Regions from separate parts of the Homo sapiens genome. Here region 1 is linked to region 2. A link is an interaction called in ENCODE POLR2A ChIA-PET data of the cell type or tissue named here. Cell type or tissue: A673. All regions are shown on one strand.

The links. ChIA-PET counts read pairs that join two places held together with the same protein. Peaks named below come from ENCODE experiments on the same cell type or tissue, not always from the same donor. Only the 100,000 strongest peaks of a DNase experiment are listed, where the experiment ranks them.
Region 1: POLR2A ChIA-PET joins it to region 2 with 7 read pairs; 2 of 35 experiments call an interaction of 5 or more read pairs at or near these places.

Annotation. Positions count from the first base shown.
Region 1 is chr22:31,294,107-31,299,106 of GRCh38, reverse strand. It overlaps LOC105372997 (a long non-coding RNA gene), which reads left to right. Exons shown (of 4, transcript XR_001755493.3): 2 at 3,110-3,166. Among named protein-coding and RNA genes, the nearest start is that of PIK3IP1, 4.1 kb to the right of the region's middle. RefSeq lists an enhancer at 3,567-3,616. In A673, no CTCF peak of the experiment used is centred here; no DNase peak of the experiment used is centred here; H3K27ac peaks cover 651 bases.
Region 2 is chr22:31,564,603-31,569,602 of GRCh38, reverse strand. The region is part of intron 8 of SFI1 (SFI1 centrin binding protein); the gene reads right to left. Among named protein-coding and RNA genes, the nearest start is that of MIR7109, 54 kb to the left of the region's middle. In A673, no CTCF peak of the experiment used is centred here; no DNase peak of the experiment used is centred here.

The sequences.
Region 1 (5,000 bases), 270 kb after region 2:
GCCTCTCCTGTGAGCTCCCACAGCTCCCAGTTCTAATTCTCACTGTAGCATTTATTTCACTGTGTTATATGATTCTACTACCCATCTACTAATATTAATATCTGCTTTATCACAAGATTGTGAGCTTCCTGAGAATGGGAACTGTGTAGGATTCACTGTTGTATCCTCAGTACTCACTGCTGCCTACCTGGTGCACGGTAGGCAATATTCATTTAATGAATAAAACTTTATTGTCTATATCACACTCTTTAACACTTACTTATATAATGCCCTATATTGATTTTATTTTCATATGTGTTAGCCTGATCTTTATAACCAGAATGTCAGTTTCTTGAAAGATAGCAATTATACCCAGTACTTCTTTTATAAATTTATTTACTCTTAGGCTGGGTGCAGTGGCTCACGCCTATAATCGCCAAATTTTGGGAGGCTGAGGCAGGAGGATCACTTGAGTCGAGGAGTTTGAGGTCAGCCTGGGTATAGTGAGACCTCATCTCTATAAAAAATAAGCAAGATTAGCTGGGCATGGTGGCATGCACCTGTGGTCCCAGCTATTCAGGAGAGCTGAGGTGGGACGGCTTGAGCTCCAGAGCCTGAGGCTACAGTAAGCCATGATCATGCCACTCCAGCCTCGGTGACAAAGCGAGATCCTGTCTCATAAAAGAAAAAAAAATTATCTTTAGAGATGGGGTCTCACTCTGTCCCCCAGGATGGAGTGCAGTGTCATGATCATAGCTCACTGCAGCCTTGAACTCTTGGGCTCAAGAGATCCTCCCACCTCAGCCTCCCAAGTAGCGGGGACTACAGGTCTGTGCTGCCATGCCCAGCTGATTCTTTTATTTGCAGAGATGGGGGTCTCACTATGTTGCCCAGGCTGGTCTTGAACTTCTGACCTCAAGCAATACTCCTGCCTCAGCCTCCCAAAATGTTGGAATTATAGGCAAAACCCACCATGCCTGGCCTATACCTAGTACTTACAAGTTAGGAGGTACTCACAAAAATTCCTGATAACAGCTAACATTTATTCAGGGATCAATGAATGTCAACAATCCAATGATTTTGGTAATTTTTCTCTCTCTCTCTGCCTCCCTCCATATGAGGAAACTGAGCCATAGTTTAGTAGCTTGCCTAAGATGACATAGCTAGGAAGCAACAGAGCTGGGATTTGAATCCTCATGTTGGTGCCTGCATTCTTAACCACTATGATAACAGGCTAAGAAAGCTTAAAATTATAGATGCTAAGTAACTTACCTAAGATCTTTTTAAACATTTAAAAAGTTTTTTTTTTCCTTTGTTAGTAGGCAAGGAACTAAGATCATAGTGCAGTGCTAAGACTAGAACCCAAGTATTTTCAAAGGCTACGCTCGGCTGGGCGTGGTGGCTCATGCCTATAATACCAGCACTTTGGGAGGCTGAGGTGGGTGGATCACGAGGTCAGGAGTTTGAGATCAGCCTGGCCAACATGGTGAAACCCCATCTCTACTAAAAATACAAAAAATAGCTGGGCGTGGTGGCGGGTGCCTGTAATCCCAGTTATTCGGGAGGCTGAGGCAAGAGAATCTCGCTTGAACCTGGGAGGCGGAGGTTGCAGTGAGCCAAGATCGCACCACTGCACTCCAGTCTGGGCGACAGAGCGAGACTCTGTCTCAAAAACAAAAACAAAAACAAAAAAAAACCCCAAAGCCTACGCTCATAAATTATTTGGTATACTGCTTCTCCTACTTTAAAAGTCAGTACTAAGCTCATACTGGGTGTTAATACATTTTAAAACTGCAAATCCAGTTTACTGAAATTGGAGAATATCAGATCCCCTTCCAAGAGAGGCATAATTGTAGCTTACTGGGTGAATTCACCTTTTATATTGACAGTCTAGCCTTATGAACCAATTAAGTTTGTAGTTTCTGCATTCTTCCTGTGACACTGAAGACTGTTTTCATCAATGTGAAAACCATGTTATCTAAGCTAAATCAAAATCCACTCTCATTCAGAATTTATTCTTCCTTTTATTTCTCAACACCAGTGACATGTTCCCAAGTTCTCTGCCTTTGTGGCTCCTTAGTTTCCAGTGTGGAATGTCTTATTTCTGAAAGCAACCTGTGATTGACAAGCCTTCTTGGCTATTCTGTAGTTTACCCTAAAAAAAATCTGTTCTCTCTGTCGGCTCATTAGACTGCTTTTCCTTACATGGTACTCTGCTTTTCCCCTTTATTTCAAGCATTTATTAAAACTAAACTATGTACCAAGCATACACAAAATGGATATAACCTAACTCTTTGAAGGCTACACTTCAAAGAAACAGCCTTGGTGTTTACATATTTTGACTAGAATATTATTTCCCTAACAAGCTGCATAAAACCATTCCTGCTCAGTTTGTAATTATACACCAAAATATTGAGCACAATTTCAGTAGCTACTTCTACAGCACATCATATAAAGTGAATTGCTGGAGCCAACTCATTAGGTCTTATTCCAAAGATTTTTACCAACACTTTGGCCCTCTTTTGCTGACAAAAAAGGATTCTTAAGCCTTTTAACAGCTTTATAACTTCCTTATTAGAGTTCACTCACTAACATATCCTGTTAACAAAATGAAGTGCCCATCCTTCTTGGGAAACACTCTGGAGAATATTTCCTGATTTCATCGCACAGCTTTGTCTCTGGATTAGTAATCATCTAATACGAAACTGAGGATATGAGTATTATGTTTCACAATGTTGTCTTCAAGGATATAAACAACTCAAAATTTAAGTATTTGAGTAGCACTGTATCACATTATTATTGCCGTGATATTTTCAGAAGAAATCTGAAGTCTGCGCTAACTACAGGCCATAAAATATGGCCATCTTGCCCCAATAAATGGAGCAAAGTTCAAATCTGGATCATCAGAAAAAGACAAGAGGCACATTTCTAAACCAAATCTGATTGCCTTGAGGAAGGAAGGTACTGAACCTGTTAGAGTACATCTCTGAAGGACTGAGAATCAAGTCCTTCATTCCCTCGCCCCCTAAAAAAATCCAATCAATCATGCTGATAAATGTCTTAGTTACAGGGGAGAAAAAATAGACATGACTAAGCTGAAAAAAATCTTCTGGCTTTGTATCTTTTCTAGGCAGTGCTGTTCCTGATAAGACACATGACACAAAATATGGTTTTGCTGAGTATCAAGGTAAGTTAGGGAAAATAGTATTTTTTAAATAGGAAAATTAGATGACAACAGCAACAGGTAAAGAAGCCTTGGGCTTCTGAGGTAGAAATACTAGCATCCCTACATAGGCATGGTAGATAATCTGAAACTAGTACAAGTGCTGGCCTGTTATAGCCTGTCTCTACCGTAATCAGAGGGAAAAGTATTACAATCCAGCAAAAGTAGCCCTTCAAAATCTAAGGAGGAGCATTTCATCAGATATCAATAAATGAACCCTCGCTGCATACAAAGGCAATACATTACGTGCTGAGTGACCAACTTCAAAGAACCTTCTGCTGTTCTGAAATTTAAAACTACTCTCATTTCCTCAAGCCTGTATTTTATGTAATGAAACAAAATGCACATCATATGTCTCCTGCTGCACTGTAAGAGTAAACATAGGACCCCTCCCACCAAAAATTGTGCAAAGAGCCCTTCCCCTTCAGCTTTTTGCTATAGAAATATCCTACTACTTCCCTGAAAATAGTATATGCTTTCTTTGGCAAGTGGAATATCACCCTGTTACTCTCTCCCTTACTCTGCTTCACTTTTTTTCGCATAACGCTTAAGATTACCTAATATTTTACATGTTTATCATGTCTCTCCCAATTAGAATATAAGCTTCATGAGGGCAGAGATTTCAAATATTTTGTTCACAGATGTATTCCCAGTATCTACAACTATATTTAGCATGTAGCAGATTCTCAAAAATATTTGTAAAATTAATAAAATTTAAAAATCCCTATTATATTGGAATTGTTAAATTAAAAAAAAATTTTGGCCAGGCGCAGTGGCTCACACCTATAATCCCAGCACCTTAGGAGGCCAAGACAGGCGGATTACGAGGTCAGGAGATCGAGACCATCCTGGCTAACACAGTGAAACCCCGTCTCTACTAAACAAAATACAAAAAATTAGCCGGGCGTGGTGGCGGGCGCCTGTAGTCCCAGCTACTCGGGAGGCTGAGGCAGAATGGCGTGAACCCAGGAGGCGGAGCTTGCAGCGAGCCGAGATGGCGCCACTGCATTCCAGCCTGGGCAACAGAGCAAGACTCTGTCTCAAAAAAAATAAATTTTTTTTTTAAGACAGGGTCTCTCTTTGTTGCCCAAGCTGGAGTGCAGTGGCATGATCACAGGTCACTGCAGCCTCCAACTCCTGAACTCAAATGATCCTCCCACCTCAGTAGGTGGGACTACAGATGAGTGCCACCACACCTACCTATTTTTTTTTTTTTGTAGAGATGAGGGTCTTATTATGTTGCCCAGGCTGGTCTCAAACTCCTGGGCTCATCCTCCCACCTTGGCCTCCCAAGTGCTGGGATTTACAAGTGTGAGCCACTATACCTGGCCAAATTTTAAAATGCTACCGTATCTGTGTATGAATATGTGTGAATAAATTTACAGACTCTAGGGTGTAATTCACAGGGTAGACCAAGTCAAGAGTCAGAGGATCAGAAGCTTGGGTGGGGAGATAGGAGAGTGATTGCAAAAACAAAGCAATCTATCTTATTAAATGGACGAAAGGGATCAAACATTATCAGTAAACTATTTTAAAGAGTGAATTAAATGTATCTCTCTATCCTTTCTATGAGTGTAGTGAATTCAGATTCACCTCAGATTAGTTGAATTGACACTAGTTTTCTTCCCTGATAAAGCTTTTAAAATTTATTTAGTAAAGTGGCCAGGCATGGTGGCTCACACCTGTAATCCCAGAACTTTGGGAGGCCAAGGTGGGTGGATCACCTGAGGTCAGGAGTTTGAGACCAGCCTGGCCAACATGGTGAAACCCCATCTCTACTAAAAAAATACAAAAAAAA
Region 2 (5,000 bases):
CTTAAAGTTCTGTTTTATATGACAACTTCCCTTCCTGCTTTTTTTCTCTTTCATGCCATCAATCTACTAGAGAAATCAAGTCATCTATCCTATAAAATGTCCTACATTTTGGATTTGGCTGACTGTAACCTCGAGGTGTCTTTAACTTGTTCCTCTGACCCCTGTATTTCCTATAAACTGAGAGATTTGCATTAGGCTTGGAGTCATGTTCAATTTTTTAGGCAAGAACAGTTCATGAATGTGGCTGGGTACTTCCCCTTACATAGTATCATGAGGCACATCATGTCTGGCTGCCACAGTTGTAGCAATGCCAAGATTGTTTGGTGGATTCAGATGGCAGGTAGCCAGATTTCTCCTATATTTTCCCACCATCCTCTCACCTAGTGATGGCTTCCTAGATCTATGTCCTCATTAGGGGTGGCAAAACAGCAATTTTCTAGTTCTAGTATTCCTTCAGCATTTATTAACTGGAATTCTTCTATAAAGAAGGCTTCTCTCTCATTAACCCTCTGGTTTCTTGGAGTTAACAGTTTATATAGGAAAGGTGGGATAAATGCTTAATTTTTTGCCTTTAATTTTTAAAGAATTAAAATGCTTTAATTTTTAAAGAATTTAGTTAACTCCCCTAACAACCCAAAATCATGACCGATGAGTTCCACTTTCTTTGAAAATTATTTCAAATGCATGAATTTTTATGTATTTGATGTTTTCAATCTACTGGGCTCAAGTGATCCTCCTGCCTCAGCTTCCTGAGTAGCTGGGACTACAGGCACCACTATGCCTAGCTTATTGTTTTTTGATGCTCAAACTTTTCTATCTTAAGCCCTGGGAACCCTTCCAAATTGGTTCCTGAGTCCTTCTGACACAATTCCATTAGCTTTTGTTAAGTTCCTTAGTCCTAGGTGTATCTTGTCTATTTCCTGCCCCGGACCTATAATCAGCCATTTCTCTAAAAAGCCCTGGTTCCTATTAGTGGGAAATAGTTAAGACCACAACTTGGGCACTGGGGATACTAAATGCTATATTACTGTCACTGCTTCTAATGCTTTTTTTTTTTTTTTTTTTTTTTTTGAGACAGGGTCTCACCCTGTCGCCCAGGCTGAAGTGCAGTTGGCACAATCTCAGCTCACTGCAACCTCTGCTTCCTGGATTCAAGTGATTCTCGTGCTCAGCCTCCCAGGTAGCTGGGATTACAGGTGCCCACCACCACCATGCCCGGCTAATTTTTTTGTATGTTTAGTAGAGACGGGATTTCACCATGTTGGCCAGGCTAGTCTCGAACTCCTGACCTCGGGTGATCCACCTGCCTCTGCCTCCCAAAGTGCTGGGAGCCATCGCGCCAGACCAGAAATGCATTTATGGTAAAAAAAAAAAAATATATATATATATATACACACACACACACACAACACACACACACACACACACACACACACATATATATATAGAGAGAGAGAGAGTCCATATTGATATTTACAGTTCCAATTGCAGATTTCTTTGCTTTTTATACTTGTAATCTTTTCTTTTCTATTGAAGATCTTTATTCCTAACAACACTGCCATAATTATTTGCTTTATCTTACAATGTAACTATAATACTTTCAATGTAACAATTTCAAACCTCCTAGCAACAATAACACTTGTTTTACTAAGAATGTGGTTTTAGATTTCTTAGCAGTTCATTACGTCCTTTTAACACATTCCACCAGGGTGAACAGTCAAAATATTGTATTTTAAAGTTACTTGAAGTAATTATTCTCTGTGTAGTCATTGCCACAAACTTGATATGTTCGTTTCAGTTTGTTTTGAAAATCTGGCAATTGTTTTTTTATTTACTCTTGCTTTGTAATTATATAAAATATATGCATAGTTCCAAAGTTAAAACTATGTAACAAAGTAAATTCACAGAAGTACTTTATTCCTATACCCTTCTCTCCCTCCTCCTATAGGTAACCATTTTTTGGTAAGTTTTTCATTTATTTTTCCATTATTCCTTCTTGAAAATATAAGCAAACAGACACACACACCCCCCCCCTCCACAAACACACAGACACACATTCATATATATCCTTCCCTTTCTTACCCCAAAAGCAGCACACTATGAATCAAAGAATCCTGTTAAGAGGTAGGTATAATCATGTCACTCCTCTGCTCAGAGCCAGCAGCTCTTCACCTTCCCAGGAATAAAAGTCAAAGCCTTTTTTATCAGGCACAGCCTGCCAGGCCCTGCGTTCTGGCTCCCTGTTACCTCATAACCTCATCCTTCCTACTCTCCTTCTCAAGCTCAGCAATATATTATGAGATATATCAAATTCAAAGATGAAATGACTCAATATGACAATTTTTCTAACCTAATAAGCTGTCAGTCAGTACATTGTAATAAAAATCCTAATAGGCTTGGCCAGGTGCGGTGGCTCACGCCTGTAATCCCAACACTTTGGGAGGCCGAGGTGGGCGGATCATGAGGTCAGGAGATCGAGACCATCCTGGCTAACACGGTGAAACCCCGTCTCTACTAAAAATACAAAAAATTAGCCAGGCGTGGTGGCAGGTGCCTATAGTCCCAGCTACTCGGGAGGCTGAGGCAGAAGAATGGCGTGAACCCAGGAGGTGGAGCTTGCAGTGAGCCGAGATCGCACCACTGCACTCCAGCCTGGGTGACAGAGTGAGACATGTCTCAAAAGAAAAAAAAAATTCCTAATAGGCTTTGTTATAGAACTTGACAAGTTGCTCCTAAAATTAATAAGAAAGAGTACAGAAGAACAATTAAGACAAGTTTAAAAACAAAACAAGAATAAAGGAGATTCTCTGTCAAATATAGAGCCTTGAGAACTATATGTCAAGTAGGAATATAAACAGCTAGCATTTACTGAGCATTTCCACATTCCAGGCATTGCTCTGAGTATATTAATAACTGGATCATCCTCCTGAAGCCTCAATAATCTCATGAGGTAGGTACTATTACAATCTACTTACAGATAAGAATTCTGAGGTACAAACAGATGAAATAACTCATTCAAAGGCACAAAGCTAATAGGTGATAGAGGCAGAATTCCACTTGGACAGTCTGACTCAAGAACCTACACTGTTGCTTACTGCTTCATCAAATCGTAACTAAACCAGTATGGCATTGGTATGGTCTGGATAGACAAATACATGAATGGAAGACAGAGCCGAGAAACAGATCCGTGAATAATTAAAAGAAACTGGGGGCCGGGCATGGTGGCTCACGCCTGTAATCCCAACACTTTGGGAGGCAGAGGCAGGCGGATCACTTGAGGTAAGGAGTTCAAGACAGCCTGGCCAACATGGTGAAACCCCATCTCTACTAAAAATACAATAATTAGCTGGATGTGGTGGAGCACACCTGTAGTCCCAGCTACATGGGAAGCTGAGGCAGAAGAATTGCTTGAACCTGGGAGGCGGAGATTGCAGTGAGCTGAGATTGTGCCACTGCACGGAGTCTCAAAAAAAAAAAAAAAATAGAAAAAGAATGCTCTTGGTAGTACTGTTCGTAATTCTAAAAAGCAGAGGAAGTCAACAGTCCATCAGTAAGTAAGCAGATAAATGGTGCCTTGTTTATACAATGGCATAATATACACAGTTAATAGATCTCTGTCTATCCACATAGATAGGGCCAGGCATGGTGGCTCAGGCCTGTAATCCCAGCACTTTAAGAAGCCAAGGTGTAAGAACTGCTTGAGGCCGTGAGTTCAAGAACAGCCTGGGCAACAGAGAAAGACCCTGTCTCTATTTTAAAAAAGGAAGAAAGAAATCACATGGCTAAACCTCAAAAATATACCGTTGCACTAAAAAAACAAGTTGCAAAGCACAGTATGACAACATTCATAAATGTCCTAACTACACAAAGCCATACCATTTACTTATTTATTTATTTATTTTTGAGACAGGGTCTTGCTCTGTTGCCCAAGCTGGAGTGCAGTGGCATGATCAATGGCTCACTGCAGCCTTGACCTCCCAGGTTCAAGTGATCCTCCAACCTAAGCCTCCCAAGTAGCTGGGACAACAGGCATGCGCCACCACGTCTAGCTAATTTTTTTTTTTTTTTTGTAGAGATGGGGTCTCACTATGTTGCCTAGTCTGGTCTTGAACTCCTAAACTCAAGTGATCCTCTTATTTTGGCCTCCCAAAGTCCTAGTATTCAGGTGTAGGCCACCGTGACCCCTCCCGCCTTTTTAAGTGATGGGGTCTCATTATATTGCCCAGGCTAGCCTCAAACACTTGACCTCAAGTGATCATCCTGCCACAGCCTCCCGAGTAGATGGGACTACAGGAGTGTACCACATGTTTATTCTTTACAGATATGTGCACATATTTTTATAAGAAAAAAGAATATAGGAGAACAATCATACCAGAATCAAAAGAGTGGCTATCTCTAAGGAGGAGAGGCAGTAGAAGGGACGGAGGGAGGGTAAAGCTTTGGCAGTGTCCATTAAATTTTGTTACTTTAAAAAATTCTGGGCCGGGCACGGTGGCTCACGCCTGTAATCCCAGCACTTTGGGAAGCCAAGGCAGGCGGATCACGAGGTCAGGAGATCGAGACCATCCTGGCTAACATGGTGAAACCCCATCTCCACTAAAAAATACAAAAAAAAAAAAAAATTAGCCAGGCGTTGTGGCGGGCGCCTGTAGTCCCAGCTACTTGGGAGGCTGAGGCAGGAGAATGACGTGAACCCGGGAGGCGGAGCTTGCAGTGAGCCAACATCGCGATACTGCACTCCAGCCTGGGCGACAGAGCAAGACTCCGTCTCAAAAAAAAAAAAAAAAATTCTGGGCCAGGCATGGTGGCTCATGCCTGTAATCCCAGCACTTTGGGAGGCCGAGGCGGGTGGATCACTTGAGCTCAGGAGTTTCAGACCAGCCTGGGCAACATGGTGAGACCTCGACTCCACAAGGGAAAAAAAAAAAATATTAGCCAGGCATGGTAGCACATGCCTGTGTTCTCAGCTACTTGGGAGGCTGAGGTGGGAGGATCACTTA